2 separate regions of the Homo sapiens genome follow, and region 2 is linked to region 1. A link is a loop called in an ENCODE intact Hi-C map of the cell type or tissue named here. Cell type or tissue: GM12878. All regions are shown on one strand. Each heading gives the region's core, and the rest is flanking DNA. Links, peaks and the distances in the headings are about the cores only.

Region 1 (5,381 bases), core at 298-5,297:
GAGAGATTCAGAGCTTGACTTGCCCCACTGTTGCTGGCTTTGCAGCAAGAACACAGGACCTCAGTCCTACAACCACATGGAACTGAATTCTACTGACAACCTGAATGAGCCTGGAAGTGGCTTCTCCCCAGAGCTTAGCCTTGCCAACACCTTGAAAAACTTGAAGCAGAGAAACCAGCTGAGCCCACCAGGTATCTGATCTACTGAACTGTAAGGATGACAAAACTGTATTGTTTTGGCTGGGCATGGTGGCCCATGCCTATAATCCCAGCACTTTGGGAGGCCAAGACAGGCAGATCACTTGAGCCAAGGAGTTCAAGACCAGCCCCAACATGGTGAAACTCTGTCCCTTAAAAAAAAACAAAAACAAAAACAAAACTTTATTGTTTTAAGCCACTAAATTTGTGGTAATTTGTTACAGCAGTCACAGACAACTAATATGGAGCAGAAGAGTAAATAAATGATGTCACTTGATTTGGGCCTGATATGCTTTTTTTCTTTTTCGGACATGGAGTCTCGCTGTGTCACCCAGGCTACAGTGCAGTGGTGTGATCTCGGCTCACTGCAACCTCCGCCTCCCGGGATCAAGCGATTCTCCTGCCTCAGCCTTCCAAGTAGCTGGGATTACAGGTGCCTGCCACCATGCCCAGCTAATTTTTGTATTTTTAGTAGAGATGGGGTTTTGCCATGTTGGCCAGGCTGGTCTTGAACTCCTGACCTCAGGTGATCCACCTGCCTTGGCCTCCCGAAGTGCTGGGATTACAGGTGTGAGCCACCACGCCCGGCCTGGGCCTGGTATGTTTGGGCTCTGTGTACCCCCACAAGTCTCATCTCAAGTTGTGATCCTAAGCGTTGGAGGTGGGGCCTGGTAAGAGGTGGCTGGATCATGGGGGCAGACTTCCCCCTTGCTGTTCTTGTGATAGTGAGTGAGTTCTCACGAGATCTGGTTAAAAGTGTGCGGCACTTCCCCCTTGCTCTCTCTCTCTCCTGCTCCGCTATGGTAAGATGTGTTTGCTTCCCCTTTGCCTTCACTATGATTGTGCGTTTCCTGAGGCCTCCCAGCTATGCTTCCTGTACAGCTTGCAGAACTATGAGTCAATTAAACCTTTTCTTCATAAATTACCCAGCCTCAGGTGGTTCTTTATAGAAGTGTGGGAATGGACTAATACAGGGCCTTTGTCATATCATTGGGATAATGGATCCAAGATTTCTCAGCAGAGGGTAATAATAGGGTTTAGAAACAGGGAATCAGCCAGGCAGTGGGCTCATGCCTGTAATCCCTGCACTTTGGGAGGGTTAAGATCACTTGAGCCCAGGAGTTTGAGACCAGCCTGTGCAACAAAGCAAGACCCTGTCTCTAGAAAAATATTTTATAAATTAGCTTGGTGAAGTGGCACACACCTGTGGTCCTAGCTACTCAGGAGGCCGAGGGAGGAGGATCCCTCGGGCCCAAGAGGTCAAGGCTGCAATGAGCTGTGATTGCACCACTGCACTCCAGCCTTGGCGTCAGAGGGAAACCCTGTCTCAAAACAAAACAAAAAAAAAACCAGAGTCAAATCTCTGACCGTGATACACAGATAGTTTTCTTCCCTGCTTAAAACTCTCCAGAGCTATACATTGCCTAGATCAGGGCTTTTCTAATGGTAAAATGTACACACATTCCCTGGAGACACTGTTAAAATGCAGATTCTGCTTCAGTGGGGCTGGTGAGGCCTGAGTGTCTCCACTCTCTTGCTTCTGCCACTCTCCACCCTCACCCTTTATCACCTTGTCACCAAGCCCTTCAGGATGCAGATTCATCTACCTTGTTGCAGATATTTTCCCAGAACCTGAAAGAATGCCTGAAATAGAACAGGTGCTCAATAACTATTTGTCAAATAAATGAATAAATTGATCTTGACTCTGAGTTTTTAGAAAACAGAAAAGGAAGAGCAGAAAGGGAAATCAGGGGCCAAGGGAGGCACTTGGAAGCACAAAAAAATGGGCGGGTTGGGGGGGGGGCGGTGGTCACAGAGTAGCAACTGGAGGAAAGGCACCTCTGCAACTGTTTGAAGTTAAAGATTTAGGTGACAGATTTACGGGTATCAGATTTCAGCCTGGAGAAACAAAAACAAACAAAAAAAAACACGGAGGACCCAGAAACAAATGATTCTAACTTGCTCAGAAAGTCATATGTGAACGCAACAATAAACTGCTGATTTTCTACAGTTTTCACTACATACACACAGACAGACACGCACACACGTGTGCATATACACAGGCATTGGTGGTTTCCTTTCCTCCACACTCCATTAATATCCGGCTTGTGACCTTGTCCTGTTGATATGGTGAAACTGGGATAAATTCAGATTCACACTCTTAGCTGCTCCAAAGTGGCCTCATCAATGAGTGCTCTTCTGTAAACTCAGGGAAGGAAGTGAATGATGTGTCTGCATGTACGGCCAACAGAAATCTCAGCTGTCTGGTCTGGCATGAAAAGTCCCCTGCTTTATCGGGGTGGGAGGCCACCCCCAGGGCTGGGCAGCTTGCCTCCAGCTAGGGTTGTTTTTGTTTTGGTTGCAAAGTCACCAAGACCTCCAGAGAAACAAAGCACTGAGTTTTGTTTTTTGTTTTTTGTTTTTTTTGTCTTGTTTTGTTCTAATGAGTCAAACTTACCAGGGGACACAAAGCTGAAGTCTGCCCACAATATTTTTATGCTTTCCCCACATGAAGCAAAGTTCTAGCCAACAGCTCCCTTCCTTTTCCCACATGAGCTAATATTCTGTAGCTCCCTAGCCATGACTCTGTTTATAGCCTTGGGCTTCAAGACCAGTGAGGAGAATTGTGCTCATTATAAGACATGCCTTCCCATCAAATGTCACTTTTTTGTTTGTTGTTTTTAGGAAGATTATTTAGAAAATGAGGTAAAGAGAACCGCCCTTTTTTTTCTCTGGTGGAGAACAAACATCTGGACTTTCCCTACCTCTGATTTCAGTTTCATGACAACACTGAGCATGTGACCTGGATCTATTTCAGGGGAAACTGCAAGAACCCAGGGTTTCACCCAAAAATGAGAAGCCCATTTATTTCTGTTTTCCTGTTTCTCATGGCCACAGAGTGCACTGAGCCCTGCTGTTAGTGGCTCACTAGAATGAGGAGGTCAGACCAGGAGGAACTGGAGAAATAAGGTCCTCTCTGCACAAGGGCGTGAGTCATTTCTAAGAGGGTGTCCTGGAGAACCAAGCTTGAAGTTTGCATGTTTTTCCCCATATGACAGCAATCTTGAAAACCTTTCAAAAGGTCAGTGGAACTGACTTTGAGGGGCCCTCTGCATGACTGTGTATGAGGTCTGGAAGGAAGGAGGTCAGGGGGAAGCTGTGACACAGCTTCTGGCTAGGGCTGTGGCAAACAGGGTGCCATTAGGAGTGCAGCGCGAGTGGCTGCCAGCCCGTTCACAACACCACATGTGCGGTGCTCTCAGCCCAAGGGGCCCTCTGGGAGCTGACAGGAACACTGAGTTCATCCATCCAGGCCCATCCAGGGAGGTTCCTGAGACTCACTCCACCTGGGGGTGGGGGCTATTTTAGCTGTTACTGCATGGACTAAATACAAGAACCCTCAGCACTTTGGACCTGCTGCTTTCTCACTCAAACATTTCCACAGAAAAGTGACAGTAAGCTTGTTACTGAATCTAATTACAAGCCCAGTGTTCCCAGTGCGCAGGGCTCATGTGATACATAGTAAGTTCTACTACATGACCAGCCAAATCCTTTCACTTATTTCCTGTTACAGATGCTTGAATGCAGAGGTAGGAGCAATGGGAAACAGCAAAGGGGGTGGGGATGTTTTGAATGGTCCAGAGCAAGATGAAATCTCTCCAAATCTTATGATCCAGCTGCTATTGGCCTTTTTTTCTTACAAAATTAATCTAGACTGGCCACAGTTCTGTGGAGGATGCTTTAGAATAGGGCAGCCATGTCCTACCAGAGCCATTATCTTTCCTTTGGTGAAATAAGGACGGCCATCATGTTTTCCCCTGGGGTTTTCTCAGGCTGAGTTTCAAGATCTCCCAAACTGTTATACTCTAAATTAGCCTCGAGGTGCTCAGTTCCTGAACTCCTGTTTTCTAAAGTCCTTAATCAAAGCTAGAGTCAAATAGCAAATTTTCAAAGAGAACTCACTGAGACCACATGCTCCCAACTGACATAATGGCCAATTCTAAGATCATCTCAAAGGTCTTCTGGAGCTCATTAAAGTGGGTGCCAAATCTCCAATGAAGCTTATTGAAAACTCTTCCCAAAATGTCCAGAACTTTCCAGGTCATGGCTTTGTGTCCCTTGAGCAGGGACCTAGAATGGACATCAATGCTATAAATGCCTTATCAGGCTGTGGCCACCCTTAAAGAGAAAGAAACCACAAAAGGCCACAGTGGCACCCCATTGACCCCACACAGCACCACATTTTGCCAGCCTTATTAAATCTGATTTGGTAGATGGAATCATTTAGAAGATCCTATGGAATGTGAAGTCTGCTGCAGACTGCTGCAGGATTAAGTGCAATGATGAGTCAGATTCAAAGCTGACTGGAAAAAAAAGAATAGGGTTTCATGGACAACATACACAGGTGGTCAGTAAAGCTGCCTGTTGCATGCTGCATCTCTCTCATTCCCTCATCCACCCAACAAACACCTATCAGGTTCCTGCATGTGCCAGCCACTGTGCTCAGCACTGGGCATTCAATGCTGAACGACATAGTTATTGACTCCCAAGGTCAAATAATATATTGGTAACACATTTCTGCCCCTATCATAACTCTCCTTTCCCCACCTTGCCTGCCCAGGTCATGCTGACCTGGATAAAGAGCCAGACCTAGAGACAAAATCATCCCGACAGCTGCACAACAGGGATGATATGGCAACCTCAATTCTTGTCTGTAAATTTGTTGATACTCTTCCCATCCAGAGGTTATGGTCTCTATCCCCTCCCATTGGGTCTGGGCTGGTCTTAGGAATGCATTTCTAAGCAATAGAAAGCCACGGAAGTGATGCTGTAGAACTTGCAAGATTAGGTCAGAAAAGGTGATATAGCCTCTACCTTGCTTGCTGGGACACTTGCTTTTGGAACCTTAAGCCATCACATAAGAAATCCAACTACCCAGCAGCCACCATGCTGGCAGGCAGCTCAGGCCACATGGAAAAGCCCTGCACAGACATTCCTGTCAGAAGTCCTTGTGGTTGGGTCCTTCCAGCCCAGGTGCCAGACATATGAGTAAATGAACCTTTGCATGATTCCAGCCCCAGGCTCCTGGTTTTCCCACCTGGGGCCGTGGACTTCATGGAGAAAAGGCAAGCCGTCCCTGCTATGCCCTTTCCAAATTGCTCACCTAGAGGATCCCAGGCCCTG
Region 2 (5,381 bases), core at 130-5,129, 82 kb after region 1:
TGTATTTTTAGTAGAGAAGGGGTTTCACCATGTTGGCCAGGCTGGTCTCAAACTCCTGACCTCAAGCGATCCACCCGCCCTCAGCCTCCCAAAGTGCTGGGATTACAGGCGTGAGCCACTGCGCCCGGCCGACATGTACCTTTAGTGCCAGCTACTTGGGAGGCTGAGGTGAGAGGACTGCTTGAGCACAAGAGCTCGAGACCAGCCTGGGTAACATAACAAGACCCTGTCTCAAAAATTTTTTTAAAAAAGAAAAATTAAGCCACGAAAAATGATATACTCTGTGGTGGAAATAACAAATAGGGACATGAATCACCTTTATTAAAGGTACTCAAGGCCAGGCATGGTGACTCACACCTGTAATCCCAGCACTCTGGAAGGCCGAGGTGGGCAGATCACCTGAGGTCGGGAGTTGGAGACCAGCCTGGCCAACATGGCGAAACCCTAGCTGTACTAAAAATACAAAAACATTGGCCAGGCATGGTGGCGGGTGCCTGTAATCCCAGCTACTCAGGAGGCTGATGCAGGAGAATTGCTTGAACCCAGGAGGCAGAGGTTGTAGTGAGACGAGATCGCACCACTGCACTCCAGCCTGGGCGACAGAGTGAGACTCCGTCTCAAAAAAAAAAAAAGAGGTACTCAAACTAGGCTAGTAAAATACAAGTGGGGAGTGTTGTTTGGAGAATATGTCAGGCACTGACAGCAGAGCCCAAGCAAGGCGTTGTGTTCTAGCACCACTGATTATGTTCTTTCTTCCTTCCACATGCCTCTAAGTCACTCAGCCCCAAACTACAGGTTTTGTTTGCAGAGAAACGAAAAATGTCTTCCTGGTCTCAAAGCACTGATACCTAGTATCAGTGGGGGACAGAACAAAGAGAAATCTAGGATTGGTGATGGTAATCAATTCAATGACAACATAAACAATTGGTATCTCACCAGGTTATACATTCAACAAATATTTGTTGAGCAGCTTACCATATGCTAGGCTCTGGGAACATAAGAGTCAACAACAGGGACAAAAATCCTGCCCTCCCTTCATAGGGCTTACATTCTAGCAGGGGGAAAGATGTTTAAAAATAAGATAAATGCGTTAAATAGTATGTTGTAAGTGGTAAGGAGGAAAGGAGCTCAGGCAGTGTCGTGGGATGTGCTGAGGTAGGACAGTGGTACACTATCAGAGAACAAGGAAAGAAGTTCCACTGAAAAAGGCACTAAACTCGTGGTGACACATGCCTGTCATCCCAGCTACTTAGGAGGCTAAGGCAGGAGGATCACTTGAGCCCAGGAGTTCGAGACCGGCGTGGGCAACAAAGTGGAACTCTGTCTCTGTAAAAAAAAATACAAAAATTAGCCTGCTGCGGTGGTGCGCACCTGTGGTCCCAGCTACTCAGGAGGCTGAAGTGGGAGGATTGCTTGAACCCAGGAGGTCAAGGCTGCAGTGAGCTGAGATCACACCACTGCACTCCAGCATGGGTGACAGAGTGAGACTCTGTTCTCAAAAATAAAAATAAGTTCAGAAAAAAAAATTTAAAGGTACTAAGCTATCATAATACATAATACAACAGGCAGCTGCTCATCTTCTTTTCATTACATTTTCTGCCAGCAGTTACTTTTTTTGATGTTTTTAAAAACAAATGCCTACACCCATTACCTAAACTAACAAAAAAAGTTCAAAAAATGTTACCTAAAATAACAACAACAACAAAAAAAAACCCTACTGTATGTATAAGACTGTGTAAAGCACTAAAGGGGATATGCCAGAAACAGCATACAACAATTGCTATCCTCTGAGAGTTCATAGCTAACTGAAGGTGAATTCTACAAAAGCAAAAAAGCATCGTAAGGAAATTCCAGCAGCCATTCTTTTAGTTTATACTATAGCAGTGGGGTTCTCAAGGTTCTCCGGGGAACCATTAGGCAATGTGAGAAGGGAGGGCACCTCAACATCTAGGTGGGTGTTGATGGCACTCTAGAGCAACAGTGCCAACTGCGTTATTACATACGCTGATTTTAAATACAGCATGGCACATTCAGGCAGAAATGGCTCAACTGATGAGTGTATTTGTCTCCAGAGAAGACAATGGAATACATTTATCTCCAGGGAGAAAGGGAGGCCGGTTTTTCAGTTTGCCTTCTAACTTTTGAATTTTGTACTATCATATGTATTATCTTGTCCAACAACTACTTATAAAAGGAGTGACTTTTAGGACTGTATTGTAAGAATACATTCAGGACTGAATATAAAGACCTGGAAGCTAGCTGTGCACAAATGATCTCTAAAGCCACACATCAGAGAGCCAAAGTTATGTGAGCAAGGACTGCCCCTTAGGCACTTCCACATTTAGGTAAACAGAGTGAAAGCAGGGACAAGTGGGAAGACAGAAGGACTGCCATGTGACAAGAAGAACCGCATTCAGAAATACAACTAAATGCATCATGGAATGTACCTGGAATAGGGAAGTGGACAGTGAGGGCCCCCATAGATTTAGAGGTAAGAGAATGAAGGTTCCCTCAGTGTTAGCCAGCAAAATTGTCATATGTTGGATGTAACTGGCAAATTGAGGGAGTAAACCAGATGAGCTGTTTGTATGCCCTTAAGAGCCTGGGAATCCCCAAACTGCAATGTGACTCACCTGGAATGCACCTGAGATTCGTTTAGGGAAAACCCAGTCCATTCTGTGGAATCTAGTTTGAAAAAAATACTGTGGGAAAAAAAAGAGAGAGAGAGAGAGAAGAAAGGCTGACTCCAAAAGTCAGATGATGAGATCATGCATGTAACCACTGATAAAGGAAAGGATACAGTGGCTGTTAGTGGGGAGAGGTGGAGTCAAGGCTATTCCAGCAAGGAGATGGACCCATCAGGCTTTTCCAGTCTATTTATGAGCATACCATAACCAATTGCCTCTGTTCTTCCTCTGTCCTTTCTAAGCAACTTTCTGATGACAACCTGGGGTCCCCTGCTACTTGCCTACTCAGAAAAAAAATGCTCTGCTCAGCCTGAACATACATTCTGCTCTGCAACAGCCAAATCTCTTATCATAAATTAATCGATTGGCACTCTGGTTTAGCCTCAGGCTCTCTGAGCCTGATTAACGTGAGCCTGACCCCAAGAGACAGTCACCCAGGCTGCTGACGATTTCAGCTTTTGAGCCAGCAATGGCATTGTCTAGAGTCTGGGCAAATGGAGAAGGCCCCCTGTTGGGGCCTCTTGCAGCCTGCCAGCAACACCTGTGCCACAGGCCTTACCATCAAACTGCAATAGCATCTGTTTTCCCAGGTCTATTTCATAGCTCACTCCTGTTATGACAGCCATGGCTCTGTCCTCCACATTTGTTTTAAGGGTGAGCCACTATTTTCTCTTAATCCAATCACTTCATATGGGGTAAAAGTCACTGTTAAAAGCCAACAGAAAACCGCGTGGCATAAAGCAATCACAAAGATCACAAACATACAGATTCTTCATCATTGAATTGACTGTCCTACTCTGACATAGTTGACTGAGCACGACACACAGAAAAGAGAGAATCCCTTGTGGCTTAGTGTAAAGAGAGGAAGTAGGCTGTATTTCCTCCTTCCCTGGTCCCATTCCTTCCCTTCTACCTCGGAGGCAACTGTCATTCATTTTAGTCTGTATCCAGTCCAGGTTTACTAAATATACATGTCCGCAGATACATAATAAATATTCTTTTGCTCATTTTAACTTACATAAATAGTATCATATAGAATTAGGAAGCAGGTGTAGCTGCTGGAACAAAGACCAAAATAATGGTGGCTTAGACAAGTTTCTCTTTCCTTCACAGAAGAGTCAGTGCATAAGTATTCCTGGGATGAAGTGGTGGCTCCCTACTCCTCCCTCACTACCCCTCCCTAATCTTCCTGCTCTACCACCAAGAGGGTGTTGCCCTCACCATCAGGCCCACGTGTCAGGCAAAGGGAAACGAGAAAACAACCAGGGAAGGCACTCCCTTTAACGGCACAGCCTCTAAATTACACACACACACACACACACACACACACACACACACACACTTCCACTGATATCCTATTGGCCAAGTACTTGGTCATATGATCATATTTGGCTGCAAGAGAGGCAAGAAAATAAAGTCTTCTTTCTGGGAGGTCATTGAACCTTCTAAAAGTCTATTATGAGGAAAAAAATGGAAAGCAGATACTGGGGGACAAGCAGCATTTTCTGTTGTATTAACTGAATGAATTTTGCTGCATCTCCCTTTTTTAACTCCATATTATGTTTTTTGCAGGTTACTGTGTTAGTCTATTTGCATTTCTATAAACAAATACCTGAGACTGGGTAATTTATAAAGAAAAGAGGTTTATTTGGCTCATGGTTCTGCAGGCTGTACAGGAAGCACAGTGTCCACATCTGTCTCTGAGGCGGGCCTCAGGCTGCTTATAACCATGGTGGAAGGCGAAGGGGAGCCAGCATGTCACATGAAGAGAGGGAGCAAGTGAGAGAGTGGGGAGATGCCAGGTTCTTTAAACAACCAGATCCCACCTGAACTAACAGATCAAGAACTCACTCATTAGTGGCAGGGATGGCACCAAGCCATTTATGAGGGATCCACCCCCATTAATCAAAACACCTCCAACCAGGCCCACCTCCAACATGAGAGGTCACATTTCAACATGAGATTTGGAGGGGACAAATAATATCCAAACCATATCAGTTACTCACGTTGAAACATAAATTCATTCATGTTCACTGCTGTTCAGTTATACATTGTGCACTGAGTCTTGTATAAGGGCTCAGTGACAGATTTGCTTTAGAATTTAAGATAAAAATTCTAAATGCAGTGTATTAATATGCCACAGTTTATTAAACCATGTCCCTACTGCTAGACACCTGGGTCTTTTAAATTCACTACATTTACAAAATGTTTGAGTCACATCTGGGGAAATGTTAAATTAGTCAAATGCCAAATTAGGTATACTCAGGCTATTTTGTAAAGCCTTTAAGATGCTCTACACAGCAAGCCACTTAAAATAGAAAACGACAGTACTGAACTATAGCATACAAGGAGGAAGTAAATTTATGGTCCTCCTAGACTTTTTGTTATTGTAATCAAGCATTACATGGTGCTCTGAGTTTCTTGATAACTGAAACAAAAAGGAAGCATTGTGTGCTATTTAATTCTCATAATCTGATAAGAGGGAATAACCAGTTAAGAGAAATAAATGTTTGCTTAATCCTAAATTCTCAAAGCTGTCAGATGGCCCCTTATCCATGGGTCAATTAGCAAAAAAGGATAACATCTTTAACAACCAGTTATATAGAAAATGCACAAGGCAGGCTGGGCATGGTGGCTCATGCCTGTAATCCCAGCACTTTGGGAGCCTGAGGCGGGTGGATCATCTGAGCTCAG

Evidence for each region. A loop is a pair of places that touch in the nucleus more often than their neighbours do. Peaks named below come from ENCODE experiments on the same cell type or tissue, not always from the same donor. Only the 100,000 strongest peaks of a DNase experiment are listed, where the experiment ranks them.
Region 2: a loop joins it to region 1, with 4 times the contacts of the local background. A loop is called at or near these places in 1 of 110 quality-filtered maps.

Annotation. Positions count from the first base shown.
Region 1 is chrX:46,625,788-46,631,168 of GRCh38, forward strand. All of the region lies in intron 14 of SLC9A7 (solute carrier family 9 member A7), which reads right to left. It overlaps LOC124905182 (a long non-coding RNA gene), which reads left to right. Exons shown (of 2, transcript XR_007068222.1): 2 at 1-1,119. Among named protein-coding and RNA genes, the nearest start is that of CHST7, 55 kb to the left of the region's middle. In GM12878, for the core only: no CTCF peak of the experiment used is centred there; DNase peaks (open chromatin) are centred at 1,054, 2,675 and 3,174; H3K4me3 peaks cover 360 bases; H3K27ac peaks cover 3,412 bases.
Region 2 is chrX:46,707,911-46,713,291 of GRCh38, forward strand. The region is part of intron 1 of SLC9A7 (solute carrier family 9 member A7); the gene reads right to left. Among named protein-coding and RNA genes, the nearest start is that of SLC9A7, 49 kb to the right of the region's middle. RefSeq lists an enhancer at 2,041-3,240. In GM12878, for the core only: no CTCF peak of the experiment used is centred there; a DNase peak (open chromatin) is centred at 2,611; H3K27ac peaks cover 3,872 bases.